Linked DNA regions of Homo sapiens: region 2 is linked to region 1. Evidence: read pairs that join two places in POLR2A ChIA-PET (ENCODE). Cell type or tissue: PC-9. All regions are shown on one strand. Links, peaks and the distances in the headings refer to the core of each region. The heading gives the core; the rest is flanking DNA.

Region 1 (10,641 bases), core at 4,179-8,178:
TGGCCTCCTTCTGTTTGTCTGAGCTCAGGTCTCAATGGGCATGGTGCCTGATGCCGAGTTAAGTGTCCAGCAGCCCCTGCCCCAGCCAAGCAGGGAGGCCGGGTGAGGTGGTCCCCCTAGTGGGGCACCAATGGGCTAAGGTAGGTGGCAGGAATGTCTCTTACCATGATCACAGGCCCTTTGAAGGGAGGGAAGAACCTACTGAGTTGAGAGTAGGTGTGTGCATCGAGTTCAGCAAATCGACAAAGCAGGTTCCAGTGCATTACTGGAGTAGGAGAATCTGAAGTTGCATCAAGGCCAGAGTGTGGAGCCAGGGAGTCATACAGCTGAGGACATTCTCCCCTGGCCTGGCCCTTATGCCCTAGACGCATGCCCTGCCTGTGGCCAGAAGAGCTGCGCACAAGGCACTGCCTGCTCATCCGTTCAGTGTCCATGGCTCTGTTCTGCCCCAGATACGGGCTCCCTCTTGGCCCCAGGCGCTCTCCAGTACATCCTTCCTGGCTTGTCCTACCTAGACTTGGGCACTGGTTCTATCTCTGCTTCATGACTGTCTTGGAAATCCCATTAGTCTCAGCCATCAAGAATTGCCCCTCTCCCCAGGTGCCAAAACCTACCTTGGTCCCTGCAGCTGCACCTGACTCAGGGGCCTGGAACACCATAGCATTCCAGACTCCTGGCCTGGGGGGTGGAATGGGGAGGTGGCGTGAAGAAGGGGTGGGAACTAGAAAATAAGAGACTGGGTTGAAGTGGACAAGGAGGAGAACAATTTGCGTGGGTATTACAAAGACAGCTAAAAATATTCTCCCTGGGTGCTCGGGGTGGGGAGTGGGCTGAGTGCTTTACAGGCCCCGCGGTAGCAAGATTGCAACATTCAATTCATTTCCAGTACCCCTGGGGATAAACTGAGAACCCCTGCTGTCAACCCCAATGATGTGGCCTCAGCCTGATTCTTTGGCTTTCAGGTATGACCTCTAAGGAATGACAGAAGGGTTGTTTAAGTGGAGAAAAATGTTTTCAAACTCCAAGCAGTGTGCTAAAGCACTTTTTTTGTCCATTCTACTTTTGCTCCAAGAATGTCTTCTTTTTTACTTCTGGAGGTCTTGATGCTGACAGCAAGCACCTGGCTTTTTCTGATCTGAAAGTCCTGTTTGTCGCCTCACAATGGGCCTTGCTTCTATTTTATGATATCCTCTATTTCACACCCTCAACACTTGTCAGCAGAGGATATAGGAAACAATCAGCTCTATGAACTGGGCGCTATCAGTATTTGCCTTCCGGCCTCGTCATGGGTCACAGGCTCTGACGCAGGCATGATGCCATGGGAGACTTTACCTGGTTACCCAGCCGCTCACACCCCCAGAGGTGCACAGCGCTCGTCGTCACTCAGATCCATCCAAACAGAAATCTTTCCTTCAGAGTCACTCTCGCTTGGCCTCATCTTCCTCCATAAACCCAACCTCGGAAAATTTTCCTATCCAGCTTTAAAAACAATTAGTGACTACCTGAATGGGAACACAGGTGGCATATTTATCAAAATTTCAGATGATACAAAATCAAGTAGGAAATCATAAAATAGGGTAACAGAATAAGGTTCCATGTCCGCCTTGATAGGTTACAACAAGGAACTGAATTTAACAAGATGAAATTTATCAGCAGTAAATGTGAAGTCCCACCCTTGGGCTTAAAAAACAAACAAAAAAACCCAGCACAGCTGTACAAATTCAGAATTTGGAAAAAGAAGCTAAAAGTGCTACACATTGATTGCAAACTCATTGTGAGTCAAGAGTCAAAAAACCTAAGGCAAGTTTAGGCTGCATCATTGGAAATGTAGAATATGAACAAGGGAGATAAGGGAGGTGATGATCCTGCACTCAGCATTGCAGGACCACACCTGATGTGCCGTGTTTCATTCCTATATCACTCTATTTTTTTATTTTTTGGAGACAGAGTCTCGCTCTGTCGCCCAGGGTGGAGTGCAGTGGCACGATCTCAGCTCAGTGCAACCTCCGCCTCCCGGGTTCAAGCAATTCTCCTGCCTCAGCCTCCCGAGTAGCTGGGACTACAGGCGCACACCGCCACGCCCGGCTAATTTTTTGTATTTTATTAGAGACGGGGTTTCACTGTGTTGCCCAGGCTGTTCTTGAACTCCTGAACTCAGGCAATCCACCTGCCTTGGCCTCCCAAAGTGCTAGGATTACAGGCGTGAGCCACCGCACCCGGCCCCTACATCGCTTTAAAATGAACACTGATGAGCTCTGGTGCTTCAGAGAGAGGTGGAAACAGGGAGATGGAGAATCTGAGAATCTGGAAATTAAAAAAACAAATGAAGACCATGGCCATGAAAGAACTAAGGAAGTTTAAGCCAGAAGAGAAAAAAAGATTTAAGGGAGACATGAAAGCTATTTTTCAGGCCAGTCACAGTTGCTCATGCCTATAATCCCAACACTCTGGGAGGCTGAGGCAGGTGGATCACTTGAGGTCAGGAGTTCCAGACCAGCCTGGCCAACATGGTGAAACTCCGTCTCTACTAAAAATACAAAAATTAGCTGGGCGTGGTGGTGAGCACCTGTAGTCCCAGCTACTCGGGAGGCTGAGGCAGGAGAAACACTTGGACCCGGGAGGCAGAGGTTGCAGTAAGCCAAGATCACACCACTGTACTCCAGCTTGGGTGACAGAGAGAGACTCCGTCTGAAAAAAAAAAAATTATTTTTCAGCACTTTATGGACTGCCCTATACAAAAGGGATAAGGCTTCCCCTGCCCTGCTGCCCACCCAATTCTGGAAGACAAAGCTGGTCCATTTAAGTTAAAGGGAGCTAAATTTCAGTCCAGCTGGAGAAAGAAAAGAGCTTTCTTTCTCTTTCTTTCTTTCTTTCTTTCTTTCTTGCTTGCTTGCTTGCTTGCTTGCTTTTTGACAGAGTCTCGCTCTGTCACCAGGCTGGAGTGCAGTGGCATGATCTTGGCTCACTGCAACCTCTGCCTCCCAGGTTCAAGCAATTCTCCTGTCTCAGCCTCCTGAGTAGCTGGGACTACAGACAGCACGCCACCATGCCCAGCTAATTTTTGTATTTTTAGTAGAGACAGGGTTTCACCATGTTGGCCAGGATGGTCTCGATCTCTTGACCTCGTGATCAGCCCACCTCGGCCTCCCAAAGTGCTGGGATTACAGGCTTGAGCCACTGCGCCCGGCCAAGAGCTTTCTTTTCTAACAGTGAGAACAGCCCGAAGTTGGGATGGTCTGCTGGATTAGGTAATGAGCTCCCTGACACTAGAGATATTCAGCCAAAAGCTGAAGGATCACGTATCAGGGATGCTGCAGAGAGTATTCTTGTATTCGTCAGAGGATTAGATCTGATGACCTTCAAGGACGCTTTCATCTCAGAGATGCTCTGATTCTGGGGGAACTCTATTATAATTTATTATACCATCCCCTACATGAGAATATCTAATTCCTTTTGGTAAAGCAATAAAGCTTGTGAATTTAGGCAATATTTCCCAGTTCTTTTCAGACTCAGTTTTGAAATTTCGGATAAAAAGCATAGACTCTAGAGACAACTGCGTCTCTAGACCTTAACTCTGTTACTTATCAGCTGTGTGACCTTGGGCAAGTCACTTAACCTCTCTGGGCCTCATTTCCTCATTTATAAAATAAGGATAAGTATAGTGCCTACTTCATTGAGACGTTATGAGTATTAAATAAATTAGTATTTGAAAAGCACTCAGAACATTGCCACCACATAGTATTATAAATGTGTTTATTACATTAAAAATCATGTAAAATAGCTTAAAACAAGTACTAGGAACAGTCTCAAATGGTTTAACAAATGGTTTAAGGAGGTCCTCCTTTACCAACTTATCACCAGCAGCTCTGGAGGTAAAATAGCCAGGAGCACAGGGGTAGCAAAAAACAAAAAAACCAAAACAAACAAAAAAAAAACAAAATCACATAGGCTCCCTATGCTCTCAGAAGGAAGAAAAAGCTTCCTGCTGTTGGTGTACGGTAACCTCCACAAAGGCCTGTGTGTTTAATGACACCAGATTATCCCTACCTCCCCCATCCCTCCTCTCCCTTCTTGGAGTTGCTGGGAGGCCAGGGGTGTGCTGCAGTGTAACAGAGCTGCGTCAGGGGAGGCTGGGGGCCAGAGCCTGTTAGATATACAGGGCCTGTTTGAGGGAGCTTAATATCCTCTTACTGGAATAACTATTGTCCCAGCTTCTCAACAAATACCAACCGTCATTAATAAAAGGACTAATAAAAGCATTTATTGCACTCAGGCACTGGTCTTGCTTTCTGTAGCTCCAGGGCCTTGGCAGAGGCAGCCGTTGAGGATGAGGGCTGGAAAAGCTGAGGCTCCCCCTGCACCCAAGAGCTCAGCCCAGGCCTCCAGCCCAGCCCATCACCCTTCCTAAGGCCAAGGGCCGCAATCGGTGAGATCTCTCGTCAAAGAAGAGCCGGGCAGTCAGACAGTGGGAGACTGGAGCATGAAGATAATGTATCATTTAGGCATCAGACTCCTGGGTCATTGTAAATAGTGACTATAGGGTGGCGAAAAAGAAAAGGTTGCTTATCATGACTTTATTTCAGGAAGCTGAAAGCACATCGTCTTGCAAGACTTTTTCCCACATTTTACAGAGGGGGAAATGAAGGTACACAGGCATTTAGGGGCACATTCAGTCATGTGATATATGGCATCCTTGCCAGAACTGACTAGACTCCAACAGTCCTTACTCCCAAAACTAGTACCACACTGATAGAAAAAGGAAGTGTGAGGCTATATCTATCTCCGCCCAGTCCCGGATTCTGTAAACGCTGTGATCATTGCCATCGCTTCTCTAAATTATTATTGTTATTATTGTAATAACTAGTGGGTAGAGTTGAGTGGGTGGTGTCAGATAATTACTAAGACCCCAAAATTAAAGTGGTTGAGTCCTTAATTTTCCACGGCTGCTCAAGATGAAAATGAAAGCTGGCCTCCAGGGGGCCCTGGGAGGAACCCTAATCTTGAGATAGAGGGAGCCCAGGTGGGGAAGGCAATGGAAGAAGAGCAGGCCCAAAAGGCCTAGGAAGCCACACTTGGAAACTCTAGATCCTGGATTACAGGACCCTGAGTGAGAGAGCACAGTCAAACCAACCTGGCTTCACGTCTTGGGTCTGCTTCTCCTTTGCTGCATGACCTTGGGAATTTACCTAGCCTCTCTGAACTTCAAGTTCCTCATCCATCAAATGAGGATAATAATCATAACTAGTCCCTAGAGCTGTTGTTGTAAGTAAGGGTTAGAGGACAGAGTGTGAGAAATCCAGAAATGTGGGCTCTTTGCTCCCTGAGCCTAGAGCTTTGTCAGTGAGGAGACCACTAACTGTGGGGCTGCAGAACTTTCCTGGCATCGGGGACATTAGGAGGCAGAGTCCTATTCTCAGGACTAGCAGTTCAGTGGGAAACAACTTTAGCCTCAGTTTCCCCCCTATTTAAGACAGGGCAACAAAATCTCTTGGGCCCTCGGCCCCTCCCTGCCCCAAGGGCTGTCAGATGGATAAAGGAGACATGGTCCTGGGAGGAAAGGTGGGCGTTAATAACAGCACCGTGGACCTCTATTATTATTGTCATTATTCTGGCTCTGTCCTGTAAGCAGCGGGGACCCAGGTGACTCACTGTCTGCCTGCAGCAGCCCAACATCGGCCTGTTGGGACTTGCCGGCCTGCCGGGATTCCTCCACCAAAGAGGCCTCTGCTTCTTTCTCAGCTCCCGATGGGAGCTGTCAGGGTCCCCATGGCTGGGTGGAAAGGGAGTGGGAGGGGGCATTTGAGACCACAGTGCACAGCTCAGAGAGGCTGGGACACCTGTGCCAACAGCTACGAGTGAGCCTAGGGCATGGAGTGGCAGGAGCTGGGGCTCCTGGAGGTTGTGGGGTTCGCACCTGGAGAGAGTACCTGATTCCTTCGGAGTGGTCCTGGGAATGGCAGGCCCCAGGGAGAGGGTGGTGAGAGACAGTGACAATTCAGGCCTGGGGCTGACCCTGGGACAGCTCTCCCAGGTGGGATGGGATGGGCAATGGGATGAGGACCAAGCCCCCTCCTCCTCCAGGGGAGCCGCTCTGGGTGGCTGGGGCCTGGCATAAGAAGCCGGTGGCATCAGCAGATGATTCTGAAACTCTGTAACCCAAATGCCTGGGTCCTAAAATCTCAGCAATTGTTGGGGGTAGAGAAAGGGAACTGGGGTGCCTCTGACAGCCACCAAGCCCCCTGCCATGCGAGCTCTCTATAAATGTGATTTGAACAGCTATGACTCACCCGCACACACCCCTGCAGTTTCGTGGTGAGGACACAGCTAATCATAGCTGTGTTTGGGGGAGGAAGAGGGATTTTGCCACAAGCTCCACAACAGTCCCTCCTTCTCCAGGATGGCAAAGCGGGTGTGACTGGCCAGGAGTTTGGCAAGTAGGAGTTTCTGCTTCCCTGGGGATTGGCTCTGCCCAGGGGAAGAGCACACCCCTAGAAGGGCCATTAAGGTCAGGGTTGGTTCCCTGATTTCTGATCAGAGATGACACCAGGAAGATCTGAGCTGGATTCCCTCAGATCTGTCAGTGATGATGTTTGCTTGGGTCTTGTTTTTGTTTTGATTAGAGCTGAAAGGCACCAATTACAGGACACCTAGTTGTATCCCAAACTATTGATGAGGAAATCGAGGCCTCATGAGGGTGAAATGACTTGTTCAAAGTCATAAAGGGAGAGTCTCAGAGGCAGAGCCACAGCCCCAACTGCAGATCTGTTGCTCTTTCTGCGAATTCTTCTATGTCTATTTTGATTCCCGAAGAAATGACAACAAAAACAAAAATATCAGCCACCATTCACTGACTAATACCTGCCAGTTACTAGATTAGGTGGTTTATGTATATTACCTCAGGCTGTGAATGCAGATGAGGCGTTCAAACATCAGGTTTACTTAGATCAACTCCACATTTTCTTCCAGGTCTGAGGTACAATCATTCTGGGGCACATGCTCTCAAATTCCCAGCCATTCTGGCTGTGCTTGCTTTATTTAATTGATCTACTACTTTCTACATGTGAGGATCTTGATTGGGCTCTGGGAATCTACAGATAAAATAGGACAAGTTCTTGACAGTGCACTAGGATCAATGATTTACCAGAGTTATAGACAAAGGATCAGGAATACAGACAAATGTGTACTGAGAAGATGAAGAAGGCTTCCAGATTCAGTGACATTTAGGCAGGGTTTTGAAGGCTGAGTAGGAGTTTGCCAGGTGGGGCTGTAGATGAGAAAGATGAAGTACATGCAAAGATAATCACATGTGGAAGAGCTGGTGGAGTGAAAGTGTTCTGTGTGTTTGAGAACAACAGATAGTTTGAGATAGAGTGTGGTGGAATGAAGGGGAAGGTGTTAAATCACACCACAGATGCGGGTTGAGACTACCTGAGCAAGGCCTTCCTTCCAGGCTAAGGAGGGCACCGCTCAAGAGGTTTAAGCAGACATCTGCTTTGGAAGGCTTCTGAGACTCTTATTCCTACTTTATGTAAATACATAGTCTACCTCTGATGTAGCCTGTCTCTCTCCCGCAGACCTCATTTGTCTGGGCACCTGTGAATATGTTTGTCCACCTGGAATGCTAAGAGGTCGTTCAGTGAGGATGACATGGACTGCCAGCTGTGGTCACAAACTCCTGCTCTTTGCCTCTGCACAAGAACATTCTGGGTGCTCCTCTGGCGTTCCTCTCATTGACTGGGTATTAGTGGGGTCTTTACACCCTGGCATTCTGCTCGGTCAGGCGCTGTCAGATGGCCCATGCAGTGGAGCTGGGCCGTGGACCCACAATAAACCCTTCCCTGTCCCTCTTCTGGTCCCAGCTCCTAGCCTACCCCAAACCAAGCTCTGCCCCTGTGAGAACTGCCCTCTTCACTTCTCCACCCCAACTCACATCCCAGGGTGCTTTAACCTTCCTGTTAGAACATGCTTTCTTTCTCCTGCTTTCTCTCTGGCTGGCTTTCCAGCCCACCCTGGTCTGGGTGCCTGGAATACAGAGGCATTCTTAGTTCTTGTCAGGTTGAAAAAAAGGACCTTTCTTTCATGTGTCTTTTCATTTTTAATCTCAGTTAATCATCCAAAAGAGGCTTCCTGACGGAGAGAACAGAAGATGCCTTTTGGAGCCCGAGAGGCTTGAAGCCAGGCTGTGTGACCTTCAGCAATCATTTCACTTCTCTGAGCTCCAATATCCTCATCTGTAAAATGGGGACATCAGCCCTTACCGGGCAGGGATTATGAGAGATAACATGCTTGTCAATCAATCAAGGAAGGGTTGAGTTCAGTTGAGAGACCCGAGCAGGAAGGGACACATTCCTATGCTTCCTCTAAGAACTGGTACCTTTGCTTCCGGCTAAAAAAACACAAACAAAACAGAGTGTGTTAAATCAGGGCTTGGTGCCGTTGCAAGTGACGCTGTAGTGAAATGGGAAGAAGCCCACCCTCGGTAAGGATCCTAAGGCCTCTGCCAACAGGAGGAAGACGCGTCCTTCCTGTTCCTGAGGGAAATGAAAGGCTGAAGCCAAAGCTATCTTCCAAAGCCCGCAGACAGGTAGCTCTCCGGCTGACCTTTGCCAGGCTGGTAAGCCTCACAGTTTCATTGTTCCACCCGGGCTGGGGAGCTGGTTGGTGGAGTTGGCTTAGAGAAGGATATTTTGTATCTGGCTTTTGGAATGACTAATGAATGAGCTGTCTCCACTGCAGGAGAATTATGCCACTTAAGCAAAACCCAGCCGGGCTGGTCGGCTCTGAGATAGCTAATAGGAAATGCCTGTCAGAGCACTGACGCTTCAAAGCCAAATATATTCTCACTGTGTTCTCTGTTTGCTAAGTTTACTTTATGCAAAATATAACTCAGCTGAAAATATGTAGATGGCAGAGTGCTCGCTCCTTCTCTCTGGAAGAAATTGCAAAGATGGGGAGGAGAGCAGTTCGCAGTTAACTCTACCAGTCCTGCCAGGCTGAGGAACAGCCGGTCCCAGAGATCTACTCGCTAGAATGTCTGTGCCTCTGATGGGTCCATAGCAACTGCAGTCTTCAAAATAGAGGCAACTGCCCTCCTGCCACATTTCCAGACAATGGGAATACAGGGAGCGTGGCACTGGCAATCACAAACAACCCGTCTGTCAACTTGCCCAGTGTTGCAGGGGCCAATAAGGCCATGTGGGGACAATTGAATTTTTGACCTGTTTAGTGGCCTTGCCCACCAATACCCACCTCTCATCGGTGAGGCACAACATCCTCCAACCAAGAAGCAACCAAAACAGTCAGTGACTCCTGTAACCCCTGGATGGAGCAATAGCCAGGTGGATGCTGAAGCAATGTAATCTATGAGAAGAGCACTGGATAGGGAGTCAGGGGAGCTGGGTTCTGGTCCTTCTTCTGCCTCTTCCTCTGCGACCTTGCAGGAAAGGTCTTCAGGCCTTGGCTTCACCATCTATAAATGGAGAGATTGGACCAGCTTGGCAATTTCTAGTGTCACATGACCCTAACATTCCGTATTATACACAACAGAATGGAGGCAGGAGTGAGGCAACTGCACCCCATTCTCAATTCCCTGACGCTCTCCCTCTCTCAAGAATTGCCATAAGGTGCTGGGCATAAAGACAGGATCATCTTTATAGAGATTTCTCAATACCCAAAGTGGAAAAGATCCCCCGAGGCCATGACCGTGGAATGAGCATGTTGCAGATCCCTTGCTGAGGAGGAGCAAAGAGACAGGAACTCCTGCAGCCTTTGACCTGGAAACATCCTGATTCCCATAAGGCCACAGTCACCAGGCAGCCTGCTGGCAGCTCATTCTTCTTCCCAAACACCCTCCCTGCATAAAAGGTCTGGCCTCCTTTATGGAAGGCATTTGGGTTTTACTCCTCTGGGACAGAAGTGGTGAGGGCTGGGCCTAAGGAGCTGTGTGGGCTTCTCAGAAGGACCTGGAGAATAACCATGGAACACCTAAGTGTGTGATGCAGAGTAGGGATGAAAATATGCATTAGACATGAAGAGCTCCCTGTTTTGTTGCAAGATGAGAACATATAGAGGAGGCTGGGCACGGTGGCTCATGCCTGTAATCCCACCACTTTGGGAGGCCGAAGGGGGTGGATCACAAGGTCAGGAGTTTGAAACCAGCCTGGCCAACATGGTGAAACCCCGTCTCTACTAAAAAAACAAAAATTAGCCGGGCGTGATAGCAGGCACCTGTTATCCCAGCTACTCGGGAGGCTGAGGCAGGATAATGGCTTGAACCCGGGAGGCAGAGGTTGCAGTGAGCCAAGATTGAGCCACTGCACTCCAGTCTGGGGGACAGAGTGAGACTCCAACTCCAAAAAAAAAAAAAAAAAAAAACCAATATATAGAGGAAACAAAGAATGTTGTAGGGTAAATCACTTGACACTGACATTGCTTTTTAAGCACATTAGAAGTTCAGAGAGGTAACGCCCTTGGGCCAGTTGCTGAATCTCTGAGCCTCAGTCCTCATCTATAAAATGGGGATGATGATGACTTCCCGTCACTACAGAGACAATGTATATAGAATGCCTCACACACCACCCAGCACATTTTAATCACTCAATAAAAAGAAGCTATTAATATTTTTATAGTCAAGGCTTAGAG
Region 2 (10,641 bases), core at 4,154-8,153, 580 kb before region 1:
ACTTTCACCCAGCAATAACTAAAAACATACACATGTACGTGAATATTAACTGCAGCATTGTTGGCAAAAGAAAAAGATGGAAATCAGGAAGGAACTGGTAAATTAAATTATAGTACAGATATCTAATAGGATACTGGAATTTAAAAATTAGGTGACTGTGGCCAGGCACGGTGGCTCACGCCTGGAATCCCAGCACTTTGGGAGGCCGAGGCGGGCAGATCACCTGAGGTCGGGAGTTCGAGACCAGCCTGACCTACACTGAAAAACCCCATCTCTACTAAAAATACAAAATTAGCTGGACGTGGAGGTGCATGCCTGTAATCCCAGCTACTCGGGAGGCAGAGGCAGAATTGCTTGAACCCGGGAGGTGGAGGTTGCGGTGAGCCAAGATCGCGCCATTGCACTCCGGCCTGGGCAACAAGAGCAAAACTCCGTCTCAAAAAAAAAAAAAAAAAAAAGGTATGCCAAATGTAATGTGGTACGCTGGATTAGATCCTGGAATAGAAAAACTACAGTCATGGAAAAACTGGTGAAAACCAAATAAAGTCTGGCTTTTAGTTAATAGTCATGTACCAATGTTAATTTCTTAATTTTGATAAATGAGCCATAGTTATGTAAGATGTTAACATCAGGAGAAGGTGGGTAAAGTTTCTACAGGAACTTTCTGTACTATCTTAGCAGATTTTCTATACATCTCTAACTATTTCAAAAACAAAAAGTTTATTAAAACAATAGATAGACTTTTTTCCCAATAAACAAACATTTTAAAAATTATTAGAACAGCTATAGTGAAAATGGCTTGGAGAAAGGAGAAGTTAGAACCAAAAAGGTCAGATGGGCAACTGTGGAAGTAATCTTGGCATGAGGTGACGAGGGCCTACATTAGGGTAAAGATAATGAAATTACAGTGAAAATAATCAAATATAAAATGTATTTCAAAAGAAAAAATAAAAAATACTTGCAATATCAAAGAGAGATCAGAACAGTGACACCAGTGACAAAAGACAGAAATGAGATGAAGGGAGTGAGATTCATTTAACTCATTCATTCAATAAATATTTGTTGGTACCTACTGTGCAAGGCACCGGGGATGTGAGAGTGAGTTTATAAAGGCAAAGTGTGAAGTGACTCTAAAATGTCCTAGTTGAATTGTCCAAAAGGCATCTGGATACACAGTATGAGAGAACAGAACTGAGATAACTGAGAAAGATTATACAGAGTGAGGAAGGAGCGGCCAAAACTGAGCTGTGAAATATAAACACAGGGTAATACCAGAGAAGCATGGAAAACAGAGTAGGGATGGACAGAGGATTTTGAAAAGGAGCAGGATGGTGTAATTTCCTGGCAACCAAGACAAAAGAAAGATCTAGGAAAAAGGGTTCCATCAAATGCACTGTCTAAGAAACAAAGATACACAAAAGATGACAAGATGATCACAAAAAGAGACAGAGACCACTGATGGCCAAAGTCACCCAAGAAACTTCTTTCACTTTCAGTGAAGCCTAAACGGAACCCAGATTACAGAAGTCAACATTTTCCTAGAAGAAAGCCCTTCTGATTTAAAGGCCTTTGGCAAATAGAATTCCACTTAACGTGCTCCTCAAACTGGGGTATATGAAGCCGCAGAACAGATCTTTCTGTAGTATCAACTTTATATAGGGGAAAATATATTGAAACAGAATGAAAAATGCAAATTTTACATGAGCTTTTAAAGACAAATCCTGACATTTCAAGCATAGAATGTTCTTACAGGAGGTCATCTTCCTATTTCTAGGGCTATAAATTGACTTACCATTTCCGTAAGGGGATACTTGGGTAGAAATTAAAGAAGCACTTATATAATAGCCAGCTATAGGAAAATGTGTACTTGCTATTAAAACTCAGTCACGGCCGGGCGTGGTGGCTCACGCCTATAATCCCAGCACTTTGGGAGGCTGAGGTGGACAGATCACCTGAGGTCAAGAGTTCCAAACAATCATGGCCAACATGGTGAAACCTTGTCTCTACTAAAAATACAAAAATTAGCCGGGCATGGTGGCGCATGCCTGTAATCCCAGATACTCGGGAGGCTGAGGCAGGAGAATTGCTTGAACCCAGGAGGCAGAGGTTACAGTGAGCCAAGATTGAGCCACTGCACTGCAGTCTTGGCAACAGAGTGAGACTCCATCTCAAACAAACAAACAAACAAACATCAAAAAACTCGGTTACTTATAATAAAAAAATAAGAATATGGCCACATGTGGCAAATCACAATAAACACTTTGTATTCAAAGGAGAAAAATAATGAAAAAAATCTTGAATGTATCGTTCATATTTACCACTATTTTGCTATTGAGTCTCATTTATTATGTATCCTATATGTCTGTAGCTAGAGCTTAGCTACATGCTGAGAGTGAAGTTACAGAACTGACTATAACCAGATGCTTAATGAATGCTATTTGATAGTGTTGAATATGCATTGAGCCTCAATCAATACTATACACACACATACATATGTAAAACACGAGAGCATGGTATGTGCATATCTGTGTGTGCATATATATAATATACACGTGTATATGTGTGTGCACGCATATGTGTGTGCATGCATATATAATATACACATGTGTATATGTGTGTGCACGCATATGTGTGTGCACGCATATATGTAATATACACATGTGTATATGTGTGTGCACGCATATGTGTGTGCACGCATGTGTATATGTGTGCACGCATATGTGTGTGCATGCATGTGTATATGTGTGCACGCATATAATATATACACACATATGTATATATACATGCATGTATATATGCACGCACACACACATGCACTACTGTCACATACTATAGGTGTTAATTCCAGAATTGGTACTATGCTTCCAATCCTAATTTATATAAAAACAACTGAGACCCTGACTTAAGTGTAGTACACAGTATACCAGTAAAATGAAAATGCAGTTTTAATCTGTATTTAAATTGCAGTTTAATCTCTGCCAAATAAATTAAAATACAAATTTGGCATTAGATTTTCATAAACCAGGGTAAGCATGAGTTTGAAATCTTTGCTCTCATATTTTCCATCTAATTTAAAATATCCTCAGCCTGCAAGCCGGAAGGTAATACTCCCACCAAGTAAAAATTTCTTTTACATTTGTCTATGAGCAAGCCATTAGAATGGTAACCGTGGAGGTAATGTCCAGAAGCTTCTTGAAAATGCCATGGGAAACCTATGTCAGGTTGTAATTTTTCTAAAATCAATCATCTAGTCTGATGTCATTTGAATGGAGAAATTATTATCATTTATTAACCTAATGTAATTCTGATTGAGATCTCTACTGTTTAAAAGAAAACCAATTTTAAGAGTAGTCAAGATAAACTAGCTCGTTTCTTAAGGTTTGCCTTTCTACACTAAAAGTCACTTACTTAGGCCGGGCACAATGGCTCATGCCTGTAATCCCAGTACTTTGGGAGGCTGAGGTGGGTGGATCACCTGAGGTCAGGAGTTTGAGACCAGCCTGGCCAACATGGTGAGACCTTATCTCTACTAAAAATACAAAAATTAGCTGGGCGTGGTGGCGGGCGCCTGTAATCCCAGCTACTTGGGAGGCTGAGGCAGGAGAATTGCTTGAATCCGGGAGGTGGAGGTTGCAGTGAGCTGAGATCGCACCACTCCACTCCAGCCTGGGCGACAGAGCAAGACTCCTTCTCAAAAAAAAAAAAAAAGTTACTTACATAGCAAATAGTTTTCATTACTCCATCTTGTATACATTATCTGAAAACAGTCCCTGAGGCTAAGAAACAAAAAGCCAATGCAATACCCAACTTGGAAGACAGAATTACAGCTCTCATAAGTAATTCATTTCGCTTAAGCTGTGGCTTTCACAATTAATAACAACTACGGGGCATGTTGTCACTTTTTAACATTGCCTACTACCTACAACTCTCTGCTGTCACATTGTCAAAGAATTTTGATATTATCATGTTTCGAGAAAGCAAATCTGAATTGATATCCTAGGGAATAATTATTTCTTTTCCTACTTAACATTCATAATTAGGAGGTTGGTAGAATTCTCAAATCTTGTTGATTTAAATATATTTAGAGAACGTGAATTGATACAAACACTTTAGATGTCAGTTAAGTGAAATAATTAATACCACCATGCAATTTGGTATCTAGCCTAGAAGGACTGAAGAAGCATTCACCTATAATCAGCAATTCTACTCCCAGGCACACACACTAGCAGAGCTTCCCAACTGGTGTGCCAAGGCACCCTAGTATGCAATGAATGGGTGACAGGTGTGCCCAGATATGGAACTCAGCTCTCTAGTTCAGCAGAAGCCCCCAGGCCAGGACATAGCTTTACTTCTTTAACCTGGTGTATTGCACACATATCATCTATCATTTTCTATGTGTGCCGTGACACAAGAAAGGTTAGGGAACATTGATGGAGAAATGATTGCATATATGCGGTAGATACAAACACAGGAATATATGTATACTTAGGTGCAATGTTTGTAATAACTAACAACTGAAACATCACAATGCTCATCCATCAACTCATCTGCTAGGAAATTCTGTAATACTCCTACAATGCTACATTATACAGCAGTGAAAACTAATGAGGAATGCTATAAGCGTTGACATGGATAAATCTAAGGCTATAATGTAGATTTTTTTTTAAAAAAAGGCATGTCCCAGAAAAAGACATACAATAGGATTTCATTTTTATAAAGTTCAAAAACATGAAAAACTAATCAATATACTGTTTAGGGATATATAGAAATGTGATAAAACCATTGAGAACCGCAAGAGAATTATTAACACAAAATTTAAAACTCTGGTTACTTCTGAGGGTACAAGAAAAGTATAGAATCAGGAATGAGCCCACAGGAGACACTAGAAGTAATGGTAATATTGCTTTCTTAAACTAGGCTGTAGGTACACAAATGTTCTCTGTATAGTTATTCCATAAGCCTTACAGATGTTTTATAAATATTTTGTATCTACTCAACATTTAATAAACATTTTTTAAAAGCTCTATTTTGTCCAAAGTAGACAATGAATGTATCTGCCATCTCTGCAGCAGTATGAGTCTGTGGAACAGGAGGGACTGAAAGCATAAATTATATAGAAACTTTCACAGAAGCCCCTACAGACTCACACAACTCCAACAAAAAAGATTTGAAAGCTACCAACATAATTAAAATTAAAACTAAATTCAATGTGCTATCATTTTATGAGGCACCATATGTGAGAATTTTAACATTAAATGAAATATGAATTTCAAGATTCAGGACTGAATAAACTGCCAGCCTAGGGATGAATAACTGCTTTTGCTATTTTCTAAACAGTCAACATTTCACTGTGTATCTAGACCTCACAAAAGACATTTACAGAATGACAATACTTTAATTCATCATGTATTTCCAGCAATGTTTGCTTAGTCAAATGACTGTCTGTCAGGCAGGTTTATAAAGCTGCAAGAGCAAGAACTTGGTATGTTTCAACTGATATAACTACCAAGGATAACATACCACAGACGCTTTAAGAATTCCTTCCTGCCTGTACTCTGTCTCTTGTATTTTGTGGGCTGCACAATGGGAAGCCATTTTTTTTAAAGCATTGGATATTTTGCCAACCCAGAAGAGATATAATAAACCACAAAGGTATAAACTTAACTTCTAAATTAATTAAATTTATTATTTGTGATTTGAAATATTTAAAAAACCAGTTTGAACTCTCCCTTTAATATTAAAAAAATTAAACAAAAAGAACCACTTAAAAGCAGATAGGTTAATGTTTACACAAAGGCAATTTTTTTCCTTCGCTTTTTTTTTTTTCTTTAAAGTTTTAATGGGTGAATGACCTTGCTGGAATTCCCCTGTCAGTTCTGGAGTATCTATTTGGAACTTTCAAATAGAAACCACTTTTGTAAGTGGCATTAGAATGGTATGCCAAGTAGTATCTGTCTCAATACCTTGAACTTGAATGTTACACCACAGATGAATCAATAAACTTTACACAAAATGAAAGGTTTCCCTTCCCCACTTAGGCCATTTAAGAAGAGATCAAGTATAAATATATTTGACATTATCACGATGTAGGGTCAATTATACATAGAAAACTTCACGTTTACCCACTTCAAGAAATTTACTCTTGATATGGCTTTAAGTTATTCAAAGACAGGTCTATTTTCAAGTCTGTCAGACATTTAATATATCATGCTAAAGTTAGAATCTGAGTCCATACGTAATTCCTGTGACCTTAGTATAACTACCTAAAAGTCTAGATAATATAAAGCATTTATCATTTTTGTTTTACTTTAGAATTTCTAAGATACCTATTTTCACTGACAGAAATCACTTCAGATAAACTATGAAAAGGCTTCAGGAAACCTTTCCTTTCCAGCATGAGCCAAGTATGAAACTAACCCTAAAGCACTGAAGATCATTCCAGTCATAGGCAACAGGAAGGACAATTTAGAGCAGAAACAAAATATTTCCCCGACCTGGCCACACCTCTAGTTTCACCCTTGGCACTTCTCTCCCCCATTTTCAGAAGGCGAAAGAACAATAAAGATTGCTCTGGAATTTTAGCCTAGTCATCTAGCTTCCTCTCCAAAGCTGTTTTCAGGGCTGAAAAAACGTAACTCAGATTTCATAATCTGAGTTTCTACAGAACATATTGGTGTTTCAGAAGTTGACATGAAGGGCACACAAGAGTGAATGGAGAAAGAGTGGAGTATCAGGGAAATCCAGCAAAGGAAGCACTGCTTTTTAATATTTTTCCTAGAATATTTCAATACACTATTTTATAACAGTGGCTGGAATATTTTCAATATTACAAGTCTTTTAACAAGAATGTTTAAACTATTAACATGACATCATAATAATTATAGGATCAAATTAAAAACCCAGTCATCGTCCTTCCTGCCCAAGCTCACAATGTTTCCTATCCCTATCGTCTCCAATTTAGGATGGGATACTAATGCCACATATAACCGCAATCTTGATTTTTAAAATAAAACTGGAATTAAATTGTTGTGGTTGGGGACAGAGGGAGAGAAAAGACTAGATAATCAAATTGCTTTTTCCCAAGGACTTCTCTCTTCCATTCCTACCTCCCTACTCCCATCTAGTCAGCAAAACAAAAAAACTGTTTTTTCCTTTTTTGAGACAGGTCTGTCACCCAGGCTGGAGTGTAATGGTGTGATCTTGGCTCACTGCAACTTCCACCTCCCGGGCTTAAGTGAACCTCCTGCCTCAGCCTCCCAAGTAGCTGGGACTATAGGCATGTGCCACCACACCCAGCTAATTTTTGTATTTTTTGTAGAGACGGGGTTTCGCCATGTTGCCCAGCCTGGTCTTGAACTCCTGGGCTCAAGTGACTTGCACACCTCAGCCTTCCAAAGTGTTGGGATTAATGGTGTGAGCCACCCCACCCAGCCAAAAAAGAACTTTTGATGATGCTATTTTGGATATTAATAAAATATTTAACATAAAGAATTTGTAACTATTTCCTAACCTTTACTTTCCCAAACACTTTCTTTAAAAGTTATTGCAATATAGAGAGATGTCTGAAAGGATATTAATAAAAATGTTGGCATCCCAGGAGGTGGGGAGTGGAATTTCAAGAACATCTCTTCTTTTATTTTTTACATATTTTAGCTCAAATATATTTGTAACCAAAAAATTCCAATAAAATAATTTTTTTTCAATGCAAAGGTTTTTATGTGAAGTTATCTATCAAACAGTAAACTCTCAAATGCAAAATCAAGACGCACTTTGCCCTCTAAGATACAATTTCATTTTTATAAGTAAGCAAAAATATATTGCCTTTCTGTTCAGGGCTTTCTCTAATTGATCTTCTATACCTTAATGACTCATAAATTAATATCTCCTATTCAGAACTTCTCTCTTTCTCACTTTTCTGTGGTTAGTTTTGATGTATCTTAACCAAAAATATTAATATAATAATAGCAATATATATTAATCCACTGTTCTGAACACTTGATAATTTAATCCTCACAACCCTGTGAGATATTTCTAGTTAAAAGATACACTGTTATCCTCATTTTACAGATTAGGTCCCTGAAAGTAAAGGTGGTTAATATCCCATTTGCAATAGGGTACACTAACAAAATTTGTTAAGTGTTATAGTGAAACAATTTGCTTGTTTTGGATTTCTTTGGAAGCCATTCCCAAAGGAATGATACTTGAAGGAAAGGGATATTTGATTTTGTTATTTTCATTATGTATTTCCATATTTTTTCCCATGATTTTTCTAATGCAGTCGTTCTCAATTAATGGTCGCTGGACCAGCAGTATCAGCATCACCTGGAAGCTTCTTAGAAATGCAGATTCTCAGACCCCAACCAGACCTACTGAATCAGAAACTCTAGGGTAGAACCCAGCAATCTGTTTTTGTTAAGACATACACACATACATTCTCTCCCCTTTTTGTTAAGTTACTCCTCTAGGGTGGTTCTGATGCATACTAAAGTTTGAGGACCATTGTTCTATGTGTAATATATTTATAGTTTTTTTTTTCTTTTTTGAGTTGGAGTCTTGCTCTGTCACCCAGGCTGGAGTGCAGTGGTGCGATCTCAGCTCACTGCAACCTCCGCCTCCCAGGTTCAAGCAATTCTCCTGCCTCAGCCTCACGATTAGCTGGGATTACAAGTGCATGCCACCACACCTGGCTAATTTTTTTGTATTCTTAGAGACTGGGTTTCACCTTGTTGGTCAGGCTGGTCTCAAACTCCTGACTTCGTGATGCGCCTGCCTCAGCCTCCCAAAGTGCTGGGATTACAGGCATGAGCCACCGCACCTGGCCAACATGTATCAGTTATTTTTTAAAAATTGTGGCCAGGTGTGGTGGTTCACACTTGTAATCCAAGTGCTATGGGAGGCCGAGATGGGAGGATCTCTTGAGGCCAGGAGTTTGAGACCAGCCTGGGCAAGAAGATGAGACCCCCATCTCTACAAAAAATGTTTAAAAATTAGCTGGATGTGGTGGTGTGTACCTGTAGTGCTAGCTACTTGGGAGGCTGAGGCAGGAGGATCACTTGAGGCAGGAGGGTCACCTGAGCCCTGAAGTTCTAGGTTACAATGAGCTAATGATTGCAGCACTGTACTCCAGCTTGGGTGACAGAGTGGGATCTTGTTTCTTTTTTTTTTACTTTTCTTTTTTGAGACGTGGAGTTGCTCTCACCCAGGCTGGAATGCAGTGGTGTGATCTCGGCTCACTGCAACCTCCGCCTCCTGGGCTCAAGCAATTCTCCCGCCTCAGCCTCCTGAGTAGCTGGGATTACAGGCATGCATCACGATGCCCAGCTAATTTTTGTATTTTTAGTAGAGATGGGGCTTCAACATGTTGGCCAGGCTGGTCTCAAACTTCTGACCTCAAGTGATCCACCCACCTCGGCCTCCCAAAGTGCTAGGATTACAGGCGTGAGCCACTGCCCCCAGTCAGAATGAGAACTTGTTTCTAAATAAAACAAATAAATTCTCATTTAGCCACATATTTCATGTATTGCGGTATAATCAATTTTTTTTTACCACTTTTATTCCATGTCTTACAAGGGAGCACTCACTTGCATTTATTCCACATTTATTAAGCACCCTCTATGGCCAAAGAATGAGTGCTTGAATAACCAATAGCCTAGGAAGACAGGCAGAAATGCAGGATTCGCAATGTCAGCTGGTAATACAGCAACAGAAGTGCACAGCGTGCAGAGGAGGGGCAAACTGCAGTAGGTCAAGGACTGAATCTGGATCTCTTAGAAAATCTTGCACTCTACTTCTGAGAAACATTGTTTCTTGGCAACACATTCTGCTGCCCTAAACCCCAGGGATCCAAGCCCAAAACAGAGGCATTGCCAGAGCAGCATTCCCCATCAGATAGGGATTAACAAACTCAGTAAGGTCATTCCTCCTTGGTTAGAGTGCAGAGGCCGTGAGAGACAAGTAGAGAAGGTAGCCAGTTTCTGGGTTACCAAAGGGTCCAAAGAGCTTCCCAATTCTAATCTATCATTAACTTCACAATAATTCACCCTTCTTTTTTTTTTTCACCACTACTTCATGTTTTTCATGTCTGTATCAGGTATTTTACAAAATTTTTACTTTTCAAACTTGGAAAGGAAACTGTACTTTTCCAAGTTCATATTCTCCTCCCTAATACTTTAATCACTATTCTGAATTTGGTGTTTACCTCTCCAAATAAAAATTGTACTATTGGCAGGGTGCAGTGGCTCATGCCTGTAATCCCAGCACTTTGGGAGGCCGAGGTGGGCAGATCACGAGGTGAAGACATCGAGACCATCCTGGCTAACACAGCGAAACTCCGTCTCTGCTAAAAATACAAAAAATTAGCTGGGCATGGTGGCGAGCGCCTGTAGTCCCAGCTACTCAGAAGGCTGAGGCAGAAGAATCGCTTGAACCCAGGAGGCAAAGGTTGCAGTGAGCCGAGATCACGCCACTGCACTCCAGCCTGGATGAAAGAGTGCGACTCCATTTCAAAAAAAAAAAAAAAAAACTTGTACTATTGTTCATTTTTGTGAAAATATGAAATGCTTCTGAAATTTGTTTTATTCTACATTTTCCCCTTTTTTTTTTTGAGATGGAGTCTCACTCTGTCTCTCAGGCTGGAGTGCA

Evidence for each region. Peaks named below come from ENCODE experiments on the same cell type or tissue, not always from the same donor. Only the 100,000 strongest peaks of a DNase experiment are listed, where the experiment ranks them.
Region 2: POLR2A ChIA-PET joins it to region 1 with 8 read pairs; 1 of 35 experiments calls an interaction of 5 or more read pairs at or near these places.

The regions. Positions count from the first base shown.
Region 1 is chr3:184,736,380-184,747,020 of GRCh38, reverse strand. LOC107986163 (a long non-coding RNA gene) reads right to left here. Exons shown (of 5, transcript NR_160768.1): 4 at 9,250-9,469; 5 at 8,076-8,386. Among named protein-coding and RNA genes, the nearest start is that of MAGEF1, 30 kb to the right of the region's middle. RefSeq lists enhancers at 351-852, 5,857-6,375. In PC-9, for the core only: no CTCF peak of the experiment used is centred there; a DNase peak (open chromatin) is centred at 6,370; H3K4me3 peaks cover 100 bases; H3K27ac peaks cover 456 bases.
Region 2 is chr3:185,313,151-185,323,791 of GRCh38, reverse strand. It overlaps a transcript of MAP3K13 not described here. Among named protein-coding and RNA genes, the nearest start is that of MAP3K13, 45 kb to the left of the region's middle. In PC-9, for the core only: a CTCF peak has its summit at 6,225; DNase peaks (open chromatin) are centred at 5,421, 5,911 and 6,561; H3K4me3 peaks cover 1,219 bases; H3K27ac peaks cover 3,409 bases.